Regions from separate parts of the Mus musculus genome. Here regions 1 and 2 are each linked to region 3. Evidence: chromatin loops called from intact Hi-C (ENCODE). Cell type or tissue: heart. All regions are shown on one strand. Each heading gives the region's core, and the rest is flanking DNA. Links, peaks and the distances in the headings are about the cores only. Region 1 holds the start of Epas1 (endothelial PAS domain protein 1). Region 2 has its middle 10 kb from the start of Epas1. Region 3 holds the start of Gm52297 (a long non-coding RNA gene).

Evidence for each region. A loop is a pair of places that touch in the nucleus more often than their neighbours do. Peaks named below come from ENCODE experiments on the same cell type or tissue, not always from the same donor. Only the 100,000 strongest peaks of a DNase experiment are listed, where the experiment ranks them.
Region 1: it touches region 3 in a loop (1.9-fold over the local background); 4 of 42 quality-filtered maps call a loop at or near these places.
Region 2: a loop joins it to region 3, with 2.8 times the contacts of the local background. A loop is called at or near these places in 4 of 42 quality-filtered maps.

What each region holds. Positions count from the first base shown.
Region 1 is chr17:86,750,916-86,757,467 of GRCm38, forward strand. It overlaps Epas1 (endothelial PAS domain protein 1), which reads left to right and starts at 2,949. Exons shown (of 16, transcript NM_010137.3): 1 at 2,949-3,393. The coding sequence starts at 3,368. In heart, for the core only: CTCF peaks have their summits at 2,513, 2,722 and 5,465; DNase peaks (open chromatin) are centred at 2,666, 3,216, 4,506, 5,116 and 2 weaker places; H3K4me3 peaks cover 3,638 bases; H3K27ac peaks cover 3,063 bases; H3K27me3 peaks cover 233 bases.
Region 2 is chr17:86,740,492-86,747,043 of GRCm38, forward strand. No RefSeq gene overlaps it. Among named protein-coding and RNA genes, the nearest start is that of Epas1, 10 kb to the right of the region's middle. In heart, for the core only: CTCF peaks have their summits at 3,266 (motif pointing left) and 4,653 (motif pointing left); a DNase peak (open chromatin) is centred at 4,610; H3K27ac peaks cover 1,193 bases.
Region 3 is chr17:86,667,761-86,674,312 of GRCm38, forward strand. Gm52297 (a long non-coding RNA gene) reads left to right here and starts at 1,844. Exons shown (of 3, transcript XR_003952297.1): 1 at 1,844-2,035. In heart, for the core only: no CTCF peak of the experiment used is centred there; DNase peaks (open chromatin) are centred at 2,411 and 3,201; H3K4me3 peaks cover 675 bases; H3K27ac peaks cover 2,010 bases.

The DNA.
Region 1 (6,552 bases), core at 497-5,496, 83 kb after region 3:
CTGCCTGTCTCTGCCTCTCAGGTTCTGGGATTAAAGGTGTGGGCCAGCAGTGCCTGGCCAGTCTCATCTCTTAGTAAAATAGCTAGGCAAACATTCCTTTGATGTCACAGTCTTTGCAGTACCTCAGAGGGCTGAGACACGCGGGTGAGGAGACTTTCTAGGAGATGTGTGATCTGTGTACCCCCTTCCCCCGCTTTAAGCAGCATGAGAGTTTGACTTTAAGATGCCTTCTGCTGCTATGTGAGCCTAACACAGATGCTTCCAGAGACACTCATGTAAAGCTAAGGTCTTAGCCCCTCCCAAACCGTACCATCTTTATTCGGAGCTGCCCCCCTTTAGTTTTCCATGGAGGCCAAGACCTCAAAGAAGTCTATGTCTGGCTTACATGCTCAGCTCCTTACAAAGACTGCTGACACCATGTCTTCTCTGGAAGACATCTTAAGAGGTCTTTAGGCCACCTGGCTCTGCTCTATGCAAGTCTGTGTCTAGTCCTGGGAATCTTCGAGGCGCACTTAATTTGTAGGTTAGGAAGAGGGGATGCAACTAACATAGGGAAAGTTGAAGTATTCTTGAGTGACCTCTTACACCTCTCCCCTCCATCTCCCCCAAAGTGGGTTTCCCTGTATAACCCTGGCTGACTAGGAACTTTTTTTTTTTTTTTTTTTTTTTTTTTGTAACCCAGGCTGGCCCGTGTTGGGGGATGGTCTTGCGCTGTGTATTCTGATGCTGATTTCCACGCCAGGACAACTGGTTGCAGTCGGGACTTGGCGTGGTCAAGCATCTCCGGTCTTGATGTTATGCAAAAATTGTTTTCCCTCAGGACTGGAACTCTGCGGTCTGCCTGCCTCTGCCTCTTGAATGCTGGGATTAAGGGTGTGAGCCAGTATGTCCGACCAGAACCCCTACTTTAGAAGTAACTGTGAATTAGGGATTGAATCCAGGGCCCTTATCTTTCCTCTTAAAAATCAAAAACTTCTCAAACGAATTTCATAACCTCAAGGCTATTGAAATGTTCCCTGCGGGTTACAGGTATCGCCCAGTCACCTGTCAAGTACAGCTCAAATCCAGCAGAAGCTCTGGTGAAAAACAATGTCTGGGGCCTTGAAGCTGTCGAAGTGCTTAAGGTTTTTTATTGTCTGGTCTTTCCCTCCCTCCCTCCCTCCCTCCCTCCCTCCCTCCCTCCCTCCATTCCAATCTCAAGAGAATATATAAAATAAAGCAAACAAAATATGTTTATATTTTATTACTACTGTGTCTACCAATTTGAATTTCTTATTATTAAGACCCAGGGTGTCTGGATGTAGAAATGTCATAGGAAATCATCCACCAGCCTCCAAGAGTGAAAAGGGTCTGGTCTTTGAAATCACCCTCAGGTGTGTCAACTGATTTCCAAGTGCTCAAGCACTCATTCTTTCAGATACCTCCCCAAGACTTTCAAAAAGTATCCACCTTCTTCATGCTTAAACAAACTTAAAAATCGCCCCCACCCCAAGACACAGTCACACACACAGTCTCTGGTTATAATTTTACTAGGAAACTTGTGTTTAAGAATAGTTCGGGAAGCACAAACTTTAGATACCAGGGCAGCCCAATTTGAGGGACCGTGCTTTCTCCGCAATTCACAACTATGGAGCCCGTTGGCTCTTTCCCTAGCCTTCAAAAATCCATGGCTGCCCTTCTTCCTTCTGGAGATTTTCCTGCAGAAGTAGGAAATGGGAAAGTGTCTAAGATCAAAGCAGGAGTGGGCATCTCACAGGTGGAAAGGCCAAAGAACCCTCTGACTGCCTAGGGAAGAGGAGACTTCATAACACCACGTCCTGCAGTTGGCTGTATCCTTCGAACCCCGGAAGAGCACATCCAGTGATTTGGGAACACGCTATCAACACATCCCAACATCACACTCAGGAACTCTCTGGGGAGCCCACGGTGATACTGGGGTATTGAGAGCGGGCAGAGGCCTGAGGGAGCTCCAAGGCTCTCCTCTCAGGCATACACTTAAACCTAACAGTCTACCACGAGCACCTCAAAACCCACAAACCGGTTGAGGAAGACACAGGCAGGAGCAACCCTAGATCATTTTTGTCCCAGTTTCTCCCACAACTTTCTGCCACTCGGGACTCAGAAGTCAAGGTCAGTTTGGCCAAAGAGAGCGCACCTCCAAGGCAGACAAGAACAAGAGCCGACAGGGTCCTGGGGATCATTACCGCCGGCCGAAGGGAGCCAAGTGGATGGTTTAGGGGACTATAGCAGCACCCGGAAGCGGGGGGGGGGGGGGTTGGCTGGGCGCTCGCTGCACGCCCTAGCTGCGCTCGCGATCTCCGACCCAGCGCTCCTGCCCTAGCCTAGCTCTTAGGGGAAAAGTGAGGCTGAAAGGACACTGGCGCAAAGGCATACTCCGAACTTGGGTAGCAGATCCCCGCCATTACTCAGTCCTGCGCTAACTGCGCTTCCATTTGGAGTCCCATATAGTTACTCGCCACCAGCGACCTCAAAAACAAGTCGCAGTTCTGCGGAAGGAGGAGGAAGGGCAGGCGGGCGCCCGAGGAGCGCAGCTCCAGAGAAAGGGGAGGGACGGGGTCAGGGCAGAGGCTGTGGCCGCGCCTCCCTATTGGCCGGGACACGGTGGGAAGTCGGGGCAGGCAGCCAGCGTGCGGGGCGGGGCTTCTCTGGAGCCCCGCCCCCGGCCCGCCCCCAGCCCGATGTCCCACTCCCGCGCCCCTCGCGCCCTCCCGCGGGCGGGCCGTCCGAGTTTTTAAAGTGGGCTGACAGCCGAGGAGGCCGGACATTCGAGAGCGGCCGGTGTACAGCTCCGGAGTCCGCAGCGCTCCGCTCCAGCTCTCCTGAGGCGGCCGTACAATCCTCGGCAGTGTCCTGAGACTGTATGGTCATCTCAGCGGCCGCACTCGCTTGCCCCCGGATTTTTTTCCAACTTGCTCTCTTCGAGCCATTTTTTTTTCTTTTTTTCTTTTTCTTTTTTTCTTTTTCTTTTTTGGTTGGTTGGTTTTGATTTGTCAGATCCCAGAAAAGTGACTCCTGTTCGGGGCTAAACGGAACTCCAGGTCCCTTGTCGCTGCTCTCTCTCTCTTTTGGCGTCTTACAACCTCCTCCCACTCCTTTCCCCGGCCCCGCCTCCTCCTGCAGGTTCCTCCCCGTCACCCCCCTCCTCCCTCCTCCTCCTCCGCACCTAGCCAGCCCTCTGCAAACTTCCACCTGATTGAGCGGGACTCTCGGACCTGCGAGCACTAAAGACCTTTCACACCTGCCCGGGCGACAGAGAGCTGCGGAGGGCCACAGCAAAGAGAGCGGCTGCAGCCCCTACGGGGTTAAGGAACCCAGGTGCTCCGGGTCTCGGAGGGCCACGGCGACAATGACAGCTGACAAGGAGAAAAAAAGGTAAGCGGGAGTCAAAGCTGGCGACCGACTTGGTCCCAGGCATTGGCGGAACTGCGCGTGGCGGGCGCGACCCGGGGCAGTCGGGAGAGGGGTGCGAGAGTTCTCGGAGGCTGGAGGACCGCTGTTGAGGGGCTTTGAGTAAGCGAGTCGGTGATGCCTTTAGGGACAAGGAGCTGCGGTGTCGCAGTAGAGTTGCAAAGCGGATAGTTCCGAGACCTTGAGACACGGAGAGATGGCCCTGGAGGTCAGGGGTGCTTCCGCGGCGCCTTCCAAAGTCTGTCGTCCCTGGAGCACCAAGCTTCCCTAGCGAGTGTTTTGAAATGTTTCTGGGCTGATGCCCTCGACTCTTAGGGTTTCCATGCTGGAGCAGTAGACACGCCTTTCTTTTCCTAAGACCCTCTAGGTCTTTCCGAGAGCGTTCCTATGCGGGCTTTGCGCCCCAAACTAGCATGGAACAGAGGGCAAAGCGCAACTCTGGGGTGCGCCCTGACCGAGAAGCCGGAACACTGTCAAGGGTCCTGCTCCAGACGGCACCCAAGTTTGTTCAACCCCCTTAACCTTACCCTACACCTAGACTCCGGCAGAGAGTGGGGAGTGAGTGACCTGGATTGCCCTGCGGGGGCAGGTGCTCTAGTGTGCAGAGAGAAGACCGTGACACCCGGCGGCTCCGAGTGTCTGATTCTTAAGACGAAGGGCAGCCACGAAGGTTTGTCCTCGCGAACCTTTCGGCACTGGGTGAGAGGCAACTCGGGGCAACTCGCGCTGCCCTCGAGCCTCCTTCAATCCGCCCCGCATCTGGTGACTTGACACCCAGCTCTAGGAGCTGAGGTGGGAACACACTGTGACCCCGCCGCAGACCTGGGTACATTCTCGTCGCCTGCAAAAGTTTATAGCTGGCCGCCTGGCACTTTGCTCCTGTTTCGATCGGTGCGTGCCGTGGGTTAGAGCTTCCAGCACTGCGCTCCGTGGCGACTTAGCTGGGGTGTCCGGAATGGTACGCGTGACCGCAGAATGGCGCGAGCTGCCAGAGATCCGTGGCCAGACTGGAAAAGACTGGCGGTGAGGACCCAGCCCCGAGCAAACGGGCTTTTTGTTTGGGCTTCCACTTAGGGACATGAGCCAGGAACTGTGTATCCTCTGGTCGAAAGCTGCAGCTCCCACCTCAGGGCACCGATAAGGAGTTGATAAACTCCAGCGAATCGCACCCGTCCTGGCCCGGCGCCCGCGCCCTGCGCTGGCGGATCTCTAGAGGGGGAAGGTATTGAGTCCGGTTCTAGATTCCCCATTATCGCCCACCAAACAACTCTGAGGTTCTGTGTACTTTGAGGGTAGAGAAGGAGAAGCAAGAGAGAGAGAGAGAAAAAAAAAGACTAAGATTCTAGCTCAAACTGTAAAACCAGCCAGAGGGTAATCACAAACCATCAAAACCGCGAAGTTGGACAGCAGAGTAGCCAGGAGCACTTATTGAACACTTTATTACTGCCTTGTCTATGGGTGACTGTCGCGTTTGTCCGAGATGAGACCTGACAGTAATCAGTGTCAAGTGTCATCTTGCTCTTAGGTCTATCAATCCTTGGGAGAGTCAGGGATCAGTGGGGAAAGCTATTTCCATACCCAGCTTGCAGAGACTCTTTGCCGAGGGCTGGCAGGGAGTATAGTCAGAGCCTAGAAGAACGTTGCATAATGACACTACAAATTATCCACAACAGCGGCCACTTTAAGAACCAGTGTGACACAGACTGTGAACCTCCTAGGAATCTTCGGCCTGTAGTGCAGTGCCCCAGTGGTAGCCAGGCCCGCAGGGTGTGTGTGTGTGTGTGTGTCCAAAAAACAGGGCAAGCAGTGTAGGTTCAGTGTAGGTTCAGACTTCCAAAGCCTGTTAGGATAGTGGTTTTGAGATTCTGGTTAAATTGACTGACTTCTTGGGGGCATCAATATGTAGTTGAAAATTGTGAAGCAGGGCATCAAAAGTTAATGTCCCTTAAATGGCTGCCCAGAGCTTTCCAGAGCGCTTCAGGAAATCAATGTGAGCAGCAAGGGTTCCCGGATTGGTGATACCACCCACTAGTGGTTCAAGGGCCGGTTCTTCTCCAGGGCATAACTGAGCATTTGTATGGTTCCTTCTGGAAACAGCCCTTCCAGAGGCCAGAAGGCTTGTTTTAGTCCCAAACATCCTTGTGTGGGTGGATATATTCCTTCATGATAGTCAGGAGCCAGTCTTTTATTTGTTGGCTGGTTAGCAGACTGGGGGAGCCACAGCAAGCTCTCTTGGAGTTCTCATCAACCCAGCAGGATTCCTGATTCTAGGAAGAGCCAAGTGTGGATGCTCTCAAGTGGGGATTTGTAGAACAATTAAGATAAATGGAAGTGAGGTCTTTGGGTGGCCAGGAATCCAAGTCCAGGCACAAAGCTAGACTCTGGGTCCAAGTACCTTTCAGGAGTGCTTCTGGTATTTGGTGCCAGGGCAAAGATGGGCAAGGAATTGGAGATAGCTGGACCTTCAAGTTTTCTAACTGTGGCTGGCTTCTGATGGCAGCAGATTTAATTGTTCCTCTGTTAAAATAAACCCAAGGTCCATCAGTTTTCCCAGCCGAGGAGACAATGCTGGCTGGGCTTCTTGAGTGAAGCTTATCTCCTAACTAGTGTTCCTTCAACATTTGACAACAGTCTAACCTGGTAGAGCAGTGCTGTACGACACTATCAGCCTGGCATTTAAACTGTACTAAAGATGACTTTCTTAGAGTTTTGGTTTTTTTGTTTTGTTTTGTTTTTTGGGTTTTTTTTTTTTTTTTTGGTTTTTTGTTGTTGTTTTGGTTTTTTGTTGTTGTTGTTTTTTTCAGTTTTATTGTGAGGCTTGAAGATTATTTTATAAGCAAGTATGAAAGCCATAAACATATTTTCTCTTTCTGGATAAGGCTCAAGGAAGGTAAAATAATCCCTCTCGGTACAAGGAAAATTAGTGCTGATAAGAATCAGAAAGTTGGTTCATTACAATCAGTTAGCATGTGAACAGCAGAGCCTCCCACCCCATCCCCCCCACCCCCCCACCCCCCCCACCCCCGCCATGGCATGCCTCTTGCCACTGAGGATTTCCAAAGGATTAGTGCAGCTCACCATCACCATACCTCCACCACCACCACCACCAGACCCCTGAACCTT
Region 2 (6,552 bases), core at 493-5,492, 73 kb after region 3:
AGAGCAAAGCATGATGAGCTAGGTCTGATCATTCTTGGGTTTGTGATTGGCCTCCTGAATAAAGGGAGCTGTCCTTAGGGGTGCACGGTGGTCATTCAGATTAGAGTAACAAGCGGAGGAGATGACTAGGTAAAGCCAAGTCCAAAAGGAGGCTGGTTCCAACAACCTAACCTATGGTGATGTTGAGTTAGAGACAATCAGCTTTAGGTGTGATGGTTAGTTTGGTTTGTTAGTCAAACCTGAAGGGAGGGAGGAGACCGAACTCAGGAACTGTAGATTGGACAGGGATGGGCTGACCCAATAACACTGTGAAGTCTTTCACAGAGCCCATCCAATTTGTGTTAAGCATAGCACTTCCTGCTGCTAACAGCCTCTTTGTCCCAGATCTCTGGCTTGGGTCAGGCTAATTCCAGTACTTCGTCTCTCTTACTCTGATCAACACAGTGCAATATCCATTTATTTAAAAAGCCACCTCTTCGTCCTTCTCTTTACAGGTCCTATCCTAGACCTTGGGGATTCAGCGTGAACAATCCCCCTGACCATGAGGAGCTGATGATCCATTGGTTAGAGAAGCGCAGCTAACATTCAGCAAATAAATGCTTCCAGAAAGCAAAAGCCAGGCAGTGAGAGAGACTGGCCAGGACGCCTCAGGCTGGAGGAGCCGGAAGAGGCTGAAGGATAAGTAGGGGAAAGGGCAGCCTGGGCTAGGCAGGCCTGAGAAGGGGACTGGTATAAGAGAGAACAGGAGAGATTCAGGTGGCTGGGCCAGGTAAGTCCCTGGGATTGTAGCTATCTCCAGTGGGAAGCCATTGGGTGCAGCAAGCTGGGAAGTGACACACACTCATAGGAGGTCATGAGACTCTGACGACTCTGGCTGCACCATGGAGAATAGCCTGTGGCCCTGACGAGAGAAAAGCAAATAGAAGAAAACAATGCTGTAAGAGATAAGAGCCCAGGATTCCTACGTATGCTTTGTGATCGGAGATGCTCAGACATTCAGTCTAATCTACCTGTGCGGTTATCAAGTTGTAAATGGCCATTGGAAATATTTCTGTCATAGAAGCATGGTGGGGATCATGAATAGATCATGATAGAATGTTTAAAAAGTGACTTTTGCAGAACAAAGGACCATACCAGAGTAAAGGCTGTGTTTATCTGCCCTCCTCCACGAACTGGACACTTGCTAATCCAATTGGCTGACTGCAATCTGGAAGATAGTGTGAGTTAATTTCCACTGTGAACATTGTGGCTTCTAGGGAATCGCTTGTACTGTGGTTGTTTAGCTGATTTGGGTAATGAGGCCAAACTCAACGATGGGACTCCAGGGCCAGTCAGGTTCTTCTCCTCTGTCCTGAGACCAGTGATGGCTTTGAATATGGTGTCATTGGTCATCAATGACCTCACTGAAGAAATGAAGATAATTCCCTCTCTCGTCCCTCACCATGGAGGCCAGCCACTCCTAGAACAAGAAACACGGGCCATATCTGACACCAGAGACTTGCTTCAAACTACCCCATTGTCTCTTTTCTCAAAAGCAATTCGTGGGGGACTGGATGGGGTGGGGTGGGTTATAAGGACATTAGAAACCCCTCAGGAAGTGTTCAAATGTTACTTGTGCTATTGGTTTTGCTGAAGGACAACCATTCCAGTTGTCAGGGGCTTGAGAAATAAAGCCTGCAGCATGTCAGGCAAGGTCACAGTACTTAGTGTTCCTCCAGCTACGTCACCGGTGCCCAGCCCTCTGCCCTGCAGGCCAGAATGAAGTAAAGAGATTTTTGTTTAAACATATATACATATATCTAAATATACAAAACAACCAGACATTAAAACAATAATAATGATGATGATAACAACAAGAAAACAGACTCGAACCTAAAGACGCTGGTCTCAGATAGAGAACTTGCCTTGTGTGTGAGAGGCATTGCAATAAAGTAAAATTTTCAAAGCAGGGAGCCAGATACGTCTTCTGGTAAGAAGCCAAGAGAACATGCTTCAGGTAGGGGTGCGGTTTATTTTTGAGCCAAATCACCGCAGACTCTCATAGCATCCTTCTGAGGTGGGCAGTTGCATCTTCATTTGACAGACAAGGAAACTGATATTAAGAGAAGTTGGTGGAGTCAGCCAAAGTTGCCTTCATTCTAAGATGCCACCCCCCCTCTCGGTCTTCACGATTGTTTTCCTAAAGTATCTGCCATGCCTCTGTAACTCTCTTTTTTAGGAAGGCCAGTGTTCCCTACATCCTGGGAACCTCTCAGGGCAGGGAAAATGGTGGACAAACTCCACTCTAGGGGCTGATTTGCCACTCTAGACCCATGAGGAGACAAAGGAGCTAGACCCATGAGGAGACAAAGGAGCAGTCGGTCAGCAAATATTGAAGGCCGATGTGAGATCCAGCAGGATGAGAGCGATTCAAGAGTGAGACCCAGGCTTGTCTGCCCAAATGGAAGGCAATGATGGCGTACTGGCTAGTTTTGTGTCAACTTGACACAGCTGGGGTTATCACAGAGCTTCAGTTGAGGAAATGCCTACATGAGATTCAGCTGTAAGGCATTTTCTCAATTAGTGATCAAGGGGGGGGGGTAGGTCCCCTTGTGGGTGGGACCATCCCTGGGCTGGTAGTCTTGGGTTCTATAAGAGAGCAGGCTGAGCAAGCCAGTAAGAACATCCCTCCATGGCCTCTGCATCAGCTCTTGCTTCCTAACCTGCTTGAGTTCCAGTCCTGACTTCCTTTGATAATGAACAGCAGTATGGAAGTGTAAGCCGAATAAACCCTTTCCTCCCCAACTTGCTTCTTGGTCATGATGTTTGTGCAGGAATAGAAACCCTGACTGAGACAGATGGTCACAGAGGAAAGGAAGGGCCAAAGACTGAGGGCGGCAGACCCCAGGGCTTCCAGGCACAGAGGGAAGATGGGCAGTACATTTGATTCAGCCACCACCTCCATCCAAAAGGTGGCCTGACCTCTTCCTCTCCTGGCTCCTGATCCCACTGGAGCTTGGCAGAAGTGGAGACCAGGGTCACTGGATATGCTCAACACAGCCAGCCTGTGGGTCAGATCTGTGCAGGTGATTCAGGCTCAAGCCACAAGCCCCCTGGTCCATTTCTTCTCTAGAGCTGGTGCTCAGAGAGTGACTGAGACCGGCTAGGGCCTGGGAGACGACATCTTAGCCAGCAGAAGGGGTTTCTTTCTAGGTGAGGAGAGGTCTTGGCAGCAAAGAGAAAACCACAGGAGGATAGAGTTCGATACTGCACAGCACCCTCTAATGGCGGGGCTGGGGTGACGCTTCCACTGGGGTGACAAAGTGACTAGGAGTCAGACCAGGAGGGAAGGAGAGAGAGATAGCAGAAAAACCAGCTGTTCCTGTCAGGTAAGTCACCGTGTCTGCATCTCTGTCAACCCTACCTTAAAAATATAACCAGAGGCTTACCATGACAGAGCAGAAAGAGGCCCTTCCCAATGCTTACAAAACCCTTAATAAAAAACTGATATTAAATTATCTTTTAAAAATACTAAGTTCGGGGTTTATTTTTCTGAGTCATGGTTTCTTGTATCCCAGGTTGGCCTTGAAACTGCCTAACAGTTTTATGGCTTTGTACTTGGGATCTTCCTGCCTCCACCTCCCTGTGTTGGGATCACAAGTGTGTGCCATCTCCCCAGGGATCACAGGGTGCTGGAGGCTGCACAGAGGCCTCAGGGATTCGAGGCCATCACTCTCCTAACTAACCACACGCTGAGCCCCCCAGCTAAGATTTTATTTTTGTTTATTTATTTGTCTTGGGTTGTTGGTTTGTTTGTTTTCAGGTAAGTCTTTAGCCTGTAGCCCTTGTTGGCCTGAAAAATCACTGTGTAGGCTAGGCTGGACTGGAACTCACACAAAACCATCTGCCACTACCTCCCAAGTGCTGTGATTAAAGGTGTTCACAGCCATGTCTGGTCCACCAGCTAAGTCTTTACATCTATTGAACTAGTGTAACTTTGGTATATGAGACTGACAGGGAGAGAGAGAGAGAGAGAGAGAGAAAGAGACTTCCTCGGTTCCTTCCCAGAGTCCTCTGTCTTCTTCAGACTCTGCCTTTGAAAACTTGTTATGGGAGTTTGATACATGATCCCACCGGGAGACGTGAGCGAAGAAGACCCAGGATTGTCATGAGTTTGAGACCAGCCTACAGGACAGGATAAAGAGTCTGTCTCAGAAAAGCAAATTATGGTGCGAGAAACCTGAGGACAGAGGAGCAACATGCTCACATTTGTGGTATAAAGTGCCGTGGGACTGGTGCTCCGAGTCTGTGATGTTTTCTTTTAGATGAGAAAGCTGGGACTTGGACATGGTTGTGAGAACTTGAGTCTGAAGTGGAGGCAGAGCGCGGGCTCCATGGACTTCTAGGCTAAAGGGGGAAGATGGGTGTGTACGGTGCTTCAGTCACTCAGTGCCTCGGCCTTTCCAGGCTTGAATCTGCCCAGCTGAATCTTGCACTTTCCAGTCTTTCCAGCCCTTACCATTTCCTCCACACTGTACAAGGCGGACTGACTTCCTTTCAGTTCAGCAGGAACAGCGATTTCAGAACAGCAGGGAGAGGGAACTCTTTCTCCCAGCTCTTTCTCTTACACATTTCTCTGGCCAGTCCCTGACTCCACGCCCACCCTAGTGCCACCAGGAGGCCCAGCATGGAGCCCTGTCAGCGGTACTAACCTGGGACTTAGACCACAAAAGCTGGCTGAGAACACAATACCTAGCTAGCTGTCTCTCCCGCCCCAGTTCTTTGTACACAGAAGCCTGATGAGCTCTGCTGTCTCCCATGGGGAAAAAGTCCTGGACAATGCTTCCTTATCTGTGTGATCGGCAAAGTTGTAAATGGTGTGCTTACTTACTGACACCTTTAAACTCAGTAGAAACTTCTGGAGATACAAAAGATATTCACTGGGAAGGAGGAAGAAGGAAAGAGCACAAAGAGGGGAAAGGAGGTGGGGGAAAGAAATTCATAGAGAGGGCAGATCAGGGTGTGTGTACCCCGGGTGTGACGCTTGATAAAAACTTAGCGCATTCCAGGATCCCCTGCTGTCTCTTCTCCCGGCCCTCGCCGTCCACCCCTGCACAGTCTCTTGAGGAGTTGAACTGTGGAGACACTTGGATTTGCCTTTGACCCACTTAACACCCCTAAGACGCCATAGCCAAGTGCCTGAGCTCAGGGCCAGGAGTGCACGCTCGGTGGCAGAAACTGGTGCTGTGCTCAGAGTGCTTGGCCTTCAGAGGGTCTAGAACTCACGAGACCTTCCCTCTGGTGTGAATGCCTAGTGTGTATAACGCCAGGGGAAAGAGAACAGAAATGGGTTTGTAAAACCTGTGCTGAACAAGAAGGATAGACTTTCCTCTTGAAGGTCATAGAGCTGAGTTCCTGGTTAGCTGAGAAAGGAGCCGCAGGCCCGAGGCCAGCCGTACTCTGGCTGCTACATGTCAATCAAAGGAATGCTCACTTAGGTGTCACCACAAAATTATCAGGAACAGATCCAAGTGGGGAAAGCTAAGAGTTTTGTCCAACTCACATTTAGCGTAAGTGTAACTACACATCACTGTCTTTGCTCTGGTAGCCACTGGCCTGAATGTCCTGATCAGCAAAAGCTGGAGATCGGGAAGGGCAATCAATATCAGACTGCCAAAGGTTTGTCTTGCTTCCGGAGGGCTGATCCTTAGCTTTGAATCTGAATGAAAAGACTCAGGGGTCATCCTCTGCCCAGGACGCTCTTCTTCAGCTTCTCTCACTGGGAAACTCCTTGTCACCTGTCAAGGTCCAGCCAACATGTCACCTTTCTGAAGGCTTTGCCTGGCTTCTTTCTCCCTCTCCTATGTCTGATCAGCATGTGCCATCCTGAGCTCTCAGAAAGCAGCCTTTTTAACTGTCTTTTTTTTTTGAGACAGGGTTTCTCTGTGTAGCCCTGGCTGTCCTGGAACTCACTCTGAGACCAGGATGGCCTCGAACTCAAAAATCCGCCTGCCTCTGCCTCCCGAGTGCTGGGATTAAAGGCATGCGCCACTACGCCCAGCTTTAACTCTGTCTTAACACATCTCCTACAACAAACTGTGAGGTTTAGCAGGTACAGTTAGAGGTTGTTCATCTCTCTTAGGTGAGTGTCAGCCTCAGTGATGAGCGTGGGCTGAACACTTAGGGGCGGAGATATAAAGAAGAAAAGAAGAGATAAATTAATTAAGCAAAGATTCACACAAATACAGTCAGCTAGAATAATGAATGCCTCAACAGAATTTGAAGGGAAGATTAGGAATACTGTGTTGTGTCCACACCATCGTTTGATTAGTTTTTAAATGAACTGTGAATTCTTAATAGGTAAAATTAGCTCAAATCATCAATGGATTTTTCCCCAGTGTTTTTATAATTGTGGCTCTCATTATTCTTTAAAGCCTTGATATATGAATGTCACTCTGTAATACATAGATATACAATGAACTCTGAACTGTCTGTCCTGGAGTTAAGTGCTTAGAGTATTGTCTCTAACGTGTTTTTAGGCCAGAAGGAATCTTACCTCCATCAATGACGATC
Region 3 (6,552 bases), core at 452-5,451:
GAAAACACACACACACACACACACACACACACACACATCCTGATCTAAACTCCCTCTGTCCTCCTCCGTCTCCCCTCTTTCTTCCCTCTTCCTTTCCCTCCTCCTCCTCTTGGAGTCAGGGTCTCTCTATGGACCTCTGGCTGTCCTGAAACTCTCTATGTAGAATGGGCTGCCCTTTTTTCTTTTAGCAGCCTCCATACAGATTTCTGTAAGAAACTGACTTCCATTCTCAGCAGCAATAGATAAGCTTCCTTCCCCTACATCTTGCGGCATTTGTTGTTTCCTTCTTGCGGTTGGTTTTGTTTGGGGGTAGGGACTGGATCTGTTACATAGCTTCCTGCCTCCTTGTTTTCTTGCGGATAGCCATTCTTATTAGAATGAACTGGAGTCCTAGTGGGGTTCTAATTTGCATTTCCTTTACAATTAAGGCGATGCATTTTCCTTGTATTTATTGAGCATTTGTATTTTTCCCCACTACTTATGTATGTGTGCCCATACACGCTATGTGTATGGAAGTCAGAGGTCAACTTTCAGAAACTGGCTCTCTCTGTCCACCATGGAAGTCCTGGGTATTGAACTCAGCTCCATCAGGCTTGACAGCAAGCTCCTTTGTCTGTGGAGTCAGATCATCAGTCCCATTTGCATTTCTTTTGAGAAATGTCCATTCAATTCATTTGCTCAGCTATTCATTAAGTTGTCTGGGGTTTTAGTTTTTGAATTCTCTGTACATTATACGTACTTATCCTTTGTCAAATACATAGTTGACAAAGCATTTTCTCCCCTTCCACGGGCAGTATCCCCACTGAGCCGATGGCTTCCTTGGCTGTGTAGTCTTTGTATTGCATGCAATCTCCCGTTTTAGTTCTTGCAATGACTCCTGAGTTATTTCCATTCTCTTCCTTTTGTCTACCTATACCATAGCGTGCTTTTCCTCCTGAGCAGAGGTTCTCACCCTTCCCAATGCTGCGACCCTTTAACACAGTTCTTCATGCTGTGGTGACCCCCACCCCCAACCATAACATTATTTTCATTGCTGTTGCTACTTCATAACTGTAATTCTGCTACAGTTAGGAATTGCAATGTCAGTATCCGCTGTGCAGGTTATCTGATACACAACTCAGGACGGGCGGGGTTCCAACCCACAGGTTGAGGACCACTGTCGGCAGTTTCAATCATTCAGGTTTTAGAATGAGGTTTCTAAACCATTTTGAGTTGATGCTGTCTCGAGGGGCTGGGGGCTAGCATCTGGGCCCGCTCTTGGGTAGTGCCTTGCTGGTCTTTCCAGTGCTGTCTGCTGAAGAGACTCTTTCCCTAGTGTGTGTGCTCTGATGACCTTTGCCGACAACCAGGTGTGTCGCTGGGGTTTGCGTCTAGTTCTAGCCCAATGCTCTACACGTACCATGTGAGTTTATTTCTGTGATTCTGGTGGTGGCGACATCTCCAGCGCTCCTGCTTTGTGCTTCCATCTGAGTATTAGAATTGGTTTCTTAGTTATTTCTTTTTCTATTTTTCTAAGCTACCTTGTTTTTTTCTTTTCTTTTCTTTTCTTTTCTTTTCCTTTCTTTCTTTCTTTCTTTCTTTCTTTTTTGTATTTTTTAAATTTTAAGTTATGTTGTTAAGGGTGCCTGAATGTACCTCTGTGTACCACATGCTCATGGTAGCTGTGGAGGGCAGAAAACGGTAACTGGGTCACCTAAAACTGCCAGGTGGTGATGGGAAGTAACCCTGGGTCTTCTAGAAAAGCAGCCAGTGCTCCCACCCACTGAGACAACTCTCCAGTCTCTGGCCCGTTTTTTCTGAAGGAGCTTTCTTGCAGGAACATGCTAATCCAGGGTCATAGGGCCTGGGCTGGGTCAGTGTTCGAGTCTACACATGCACTAACAGATGTTCTTGTTATTTCCAGACTTACCAAGCCTAGCTCACTCTCAGTTTATTGCTCTGTGAAAGAAAGGTAAAAGGAAGAAAAAGGTGATGGAGAAAAAGAAGGGCTTGCAAAGGAAGAGAAAGACGAAGAAAGCAGAGGCCATGGCCAGAGGTAGGCTGTTCACCGCTCCGGCGAGCTGAGGACCTCGGCAAAGTCGCTGACCCAGTGCCTGAAGCTGCTAGGTAGCTCGGAGTAGATTCATCTTCCACTAGAGCCTTGTCCCTGAGAAGCGGGCCCCAGAACAGGCTCCACGGGGTGCTTCCTCCTCAATCTCCTTCAGAATCTTCCCTCTTGGCCAAGGTCAGTGCCATTAAACTTGGGGCTATGAGACTTGGTCTCATCTGGCCAACATCCCTCCAAATCTATGAAGTTTTCCACTCTCTCATTCATCCACATTCTATGAGAAACTTGGGAAGAGAAATTGCCTGAAGCTGACCCAGGTGGCTAAAGCCGGGTGGGTGGGGCCGACAGGAAACTCCACCCTCTCAGTTGATTAACCCAGGAGGCTTGAGCTGAACTGCCATTGAGTGGAGGGTGGAGGCTTCCTTCAGTGACCCTGTAGGGGTGAGAAAGTAGCCAGGACCCTGAGGTGTCAATTGCGCCAACTAAGGAGTGTGATTTTTGACGACTGGGGACCCCAGCATGTGCTTGGAAATCCATCTATCTGCATCTTTTCCTATGGTTCTGGTTCCTGTTCCATCAGGGAAGCGATCGTTAGAGCCTCATTTCGGCCTCCTGTTGTAGAAATGATGGCACTCAGAAGGCAGGAAACTAAGCAACACAGCCTGTGTGGTAGTGGGGTACAGATCCGCATACTTGAGTCTGGGGCCGGTTGGGGCAGAAGACCTTGGCGTCATCTGCAGTGGTGAACTACATACAGTTGAGACTTAGACTAGCGCTGCGGTCCCACACAAACGCAAAGCCAGGACACGAGACAAAGGCGTCTGGGGTTTTTTTTTCCGTCTTTCCTAACCTTCTTCCCATGCCACCACGGAGCAGGGTCCAGAGAGCTGGCCCCTAAGTCCAACAAAGCCTGCGTCCTCTACCCAGACACCCCGCCCACCTCTAAAAAAGAAAAAAAGAAAGAAAGAATCCATCCCTACGGACTATTCCGAGCAGGAAGCCCTTTTCAGTTCACTGGAAAACAGGAAATGCCTCCAAAGGTCTGAAACCTTTTCAGTGGCTGTGCCCCTCATGCAGGGTCTGTGCCCCCAGCCAGCTGCTGCAGACAATCTGAAAGCAGAACCTCCTGGCCCCCCAGCCCTGAGAGTATGTGATCCTTGCTGTCTGTCACTCTGGAATTCGCTGCCCTCTAGAATCGTCTCTGGTCGTCATCCCTACTCAGCATATCAGATGATCTCAAGAGGGGGGAGGTTGCTCTAGGTTCCAGGAATGCTACACAAATCACCAGATAAGCCAGTTGGCTTCACACGAGTTAAACACTGGTGAGAATGAAAACCTCACTAGGTCAGACTGAGTTCTACACGGGACCCCAAGATTGGCTGACCTCCAGTAAAGAAAGACAGACTTCCTAGCACCGTCTACGGCTGCCTTCTCCTTTCTGCAGATTGACCCCTCTCAGTTTGACCTTGTAGAAAACTAACCTTTAATTCTTGCAACTGAACAGCAGCCAGAGGCCAAGCTTGGGCACTTGATGGCCTCTTCAGGCTTCTACAGAGCAAGGGGTGCAGGCCCAAGGCAATCCTCGGAGCTGCCCAGGTCAGGGAATGGGAACATAAGCCCAGCCTGAGGCCATGCCTAGTCTCTACTTCCCTGATTGTCTTGGGTTAATGTCCTCATCTCTAGCCTGTGGTTCCTCTCCTAAAGGATAATACGCTACACAGTCCCCAGGTTGCCATCCATAGTGGTCGCGCCAAGTGGGTAAAGACAGAAGTAGTGCTGCTTATTCTGGGCTTAGTGCTAGTTCTGAGAGGACATGATAGATAGGTACCAAATCCTCAGCCTGCCAGATGGGGTTAAAGGAATTCCTTCTATTTGAAAGTAATTTCTCTGGTTCTACCACATACTGTGGGACCCTGTATGATCCTTACAGGGCAGACATACACGCAGGCTAAAAAAACAGGATCTCATCTGGCTGTGTGGCAACCCAAACGTCAGAAGAAATGAGGTTTACAATGAAGTCCATCCAAGGCCAAGTCTAGATGCAGTAAGTTTACAGGTTATTTCTCTGACAAACACGGGGGATGGGATGGGTTAGATGAGGGAAGAGACCATGCCCTAGGTACCCATTCCACTAGGCACCCTTTACTACTAACTGCACACGACCTGCAAGCCCTCCATGAGGGAGCAGCAGGCACTGTCCCCTGGGTATTGACACTGAGCACCTTTGCTGGTTATGGCTAGTCCTTCACTGGTCCTTCCCTGCATCTACTGAGAGGAGGAGCTGAGGGAAGAAGTGGGTGCCTATTGGATCAAACCTACTTATGAAGGTTGAGTTAGAACCAGAGGAACAACCCTCCAAGTGAGGTCTGAGGACTCCTAGGGTCTCCCACGTGCCGTCTACAGTACTGTGAAATCACCCTGATATGTACCATCTCCAAACAAGAATTATGGGTCCAACAATATCCCAATGACTCAGGACTTGTGGCTTAGCAGAGGTCACAGGCCTCTTGTGGCTTCTGTCACCTGAGCTTCAGGATCTTTGAAAGCTCAGCCAGGGAAAGATCTGGAAAGATGACACAAATGACACCAGACCACATGTGGTCCCCAAGACACTGTCCTTGGTGGAAGATGCCAAGAGCAGTGAGTATGTCTCTCTCTCTCTCTCTCTCTCTCTCTCTCTCTCTGTGTGTGTGTGTGTGTGTGTGTGTGTGTGTGTGTGTGTGTGTGTGTGTGCGCACTACTGTTTATGCTTGGGTTAAAACTCACAGCTCTTCTATTGCTGAATTTGGCTGACTGGAGAGGCTTCTGTTCCTCCCTGGAACCAAGCAGAGACATTTTTGGATCCTTCTCAGTGGGGGTTATCTGTAGTGCAGCCTAGAACAGGCTATCACACTGCGAGCTAAAGGGAAGACAGGGCACAGTAAGAGTGGAAGCCACAGTCCTCTTGTGACTTAGCCCTCAAATTGGCATCCTATCAAGTAAGTCACTTAGGGGAGGGAATTCCTGGGAAATAATTTGGAGGAATCTAGGAAGACCTCTCTTTCTCAACTCTGTCTCACATCTCTATAACCCTGGATTGTTGTTGTTGTCGTCTTCTTCTTCTTCTTCTTCTTCTTCTTCTTCTTCTTCTTCTTCTTCTTCTTCTTCTTCTTCTTCTTCCTCCCCCTCCTCCTCTTCTTCTTCTTCTCCTCCTTCCTCTTCTTCCTCTCCTTCTCCTTCTGCTCCTTCTTCTTCTCCTTCTTCTTCCTCTTCTTCTTCATCATCTTCTTCATCTTCTTCTTCCTCTTCATCTTCCTCTTCTTCTTCTCCTTCTCCTCCTTCTCCTTCTCCTCCTTCCTCTTCTTCCTCTCCTCCTTCTCCTCCTTCTTCTCCTTCTTCTTCCTCTTCCTCCTCCTCCTCCTCCTCCTCCTCCTCTTCTTCTTCTTCTTCTTCTTCTTTTCTTCTTCTTCTTCTTCTTCCTCTTCTTCCTCTTCTTCCCCTTCCTCTTCCCCTTCTTCCCCTTCCCTTCTTCCCCTTCCTCTTCTTCTTTCTGGCCCATGGTTTGAGAGCTTTCTTTTTTTATTAGATACTTTCTTTATTTACATTTCAATTATTACCCCCTTTCCTGGTTCCCCCATCTGAAAACCCCTATTCCATTCCCCACCCCCACTAACCACCCCATATACTCCTGCTTCCATGTAAGGACACATGCTCCACTATGTTTACAGCGGCCTTATTTATAATAGCCAGAAGCTAGAAAGAACCCAGATGTCCCTCAACAGAGGAATGAATACAGAAAATGTGGTACATTTACACAATGGAATACTACTCAGCTATTAAAAACAATGAATTCATGAAATTCTGAGGCAAATGGGTGGAACTAGAAAATATCATCCTGAGTGAGGTAACCCAGTCACAAAAAAAACACACATGGTGTGCACTCACTGATAAGTGGATATTAGCCCAGAAGCTCAGAATACCCAAGATACAATGCACAGACCACATGAAGTTCAAGAAGAAGGAAGACCAAAGTATGGATGCTTCGGTCATGAATTGTTTTAACACATCAACCAAAGCATGTCATAGAAGCTTTATTGCAGAAGCAGATATGTGAATCTTAAACTGTTCTCCAAAGAGATTTATAGAAGTGTACAAGGAGCTGGAGAGATGGTTCAATGGTTAAGAGTACTAACTGCTCTTCCGGAGGACCTCGGTTTAATTCCCAGCACCCACATGATGGCTAACAACAGTCTGTACTTCTAGTTCTGGGGGACCTGACACCCTCTTCTGGCTTCTGCAAGCACCAAGCATGTATGTGGTCAAAGACAATGCATAAGGCAAAACACCCAGACACATTGAAAAGCAATATCCAAGAATACCCCTCTGGTGATATACAGAACTCAAGAAATAGCTCTTGTTGGTTAGTAATTTTTAAGAATATGGACAGGTTCTGTGGTCAAGGAGCTGAAAGCTGCAGCAGGTCAGTACAGATGAGCTTACTGTGGGGTAACCTGGGTTCCTGAGGG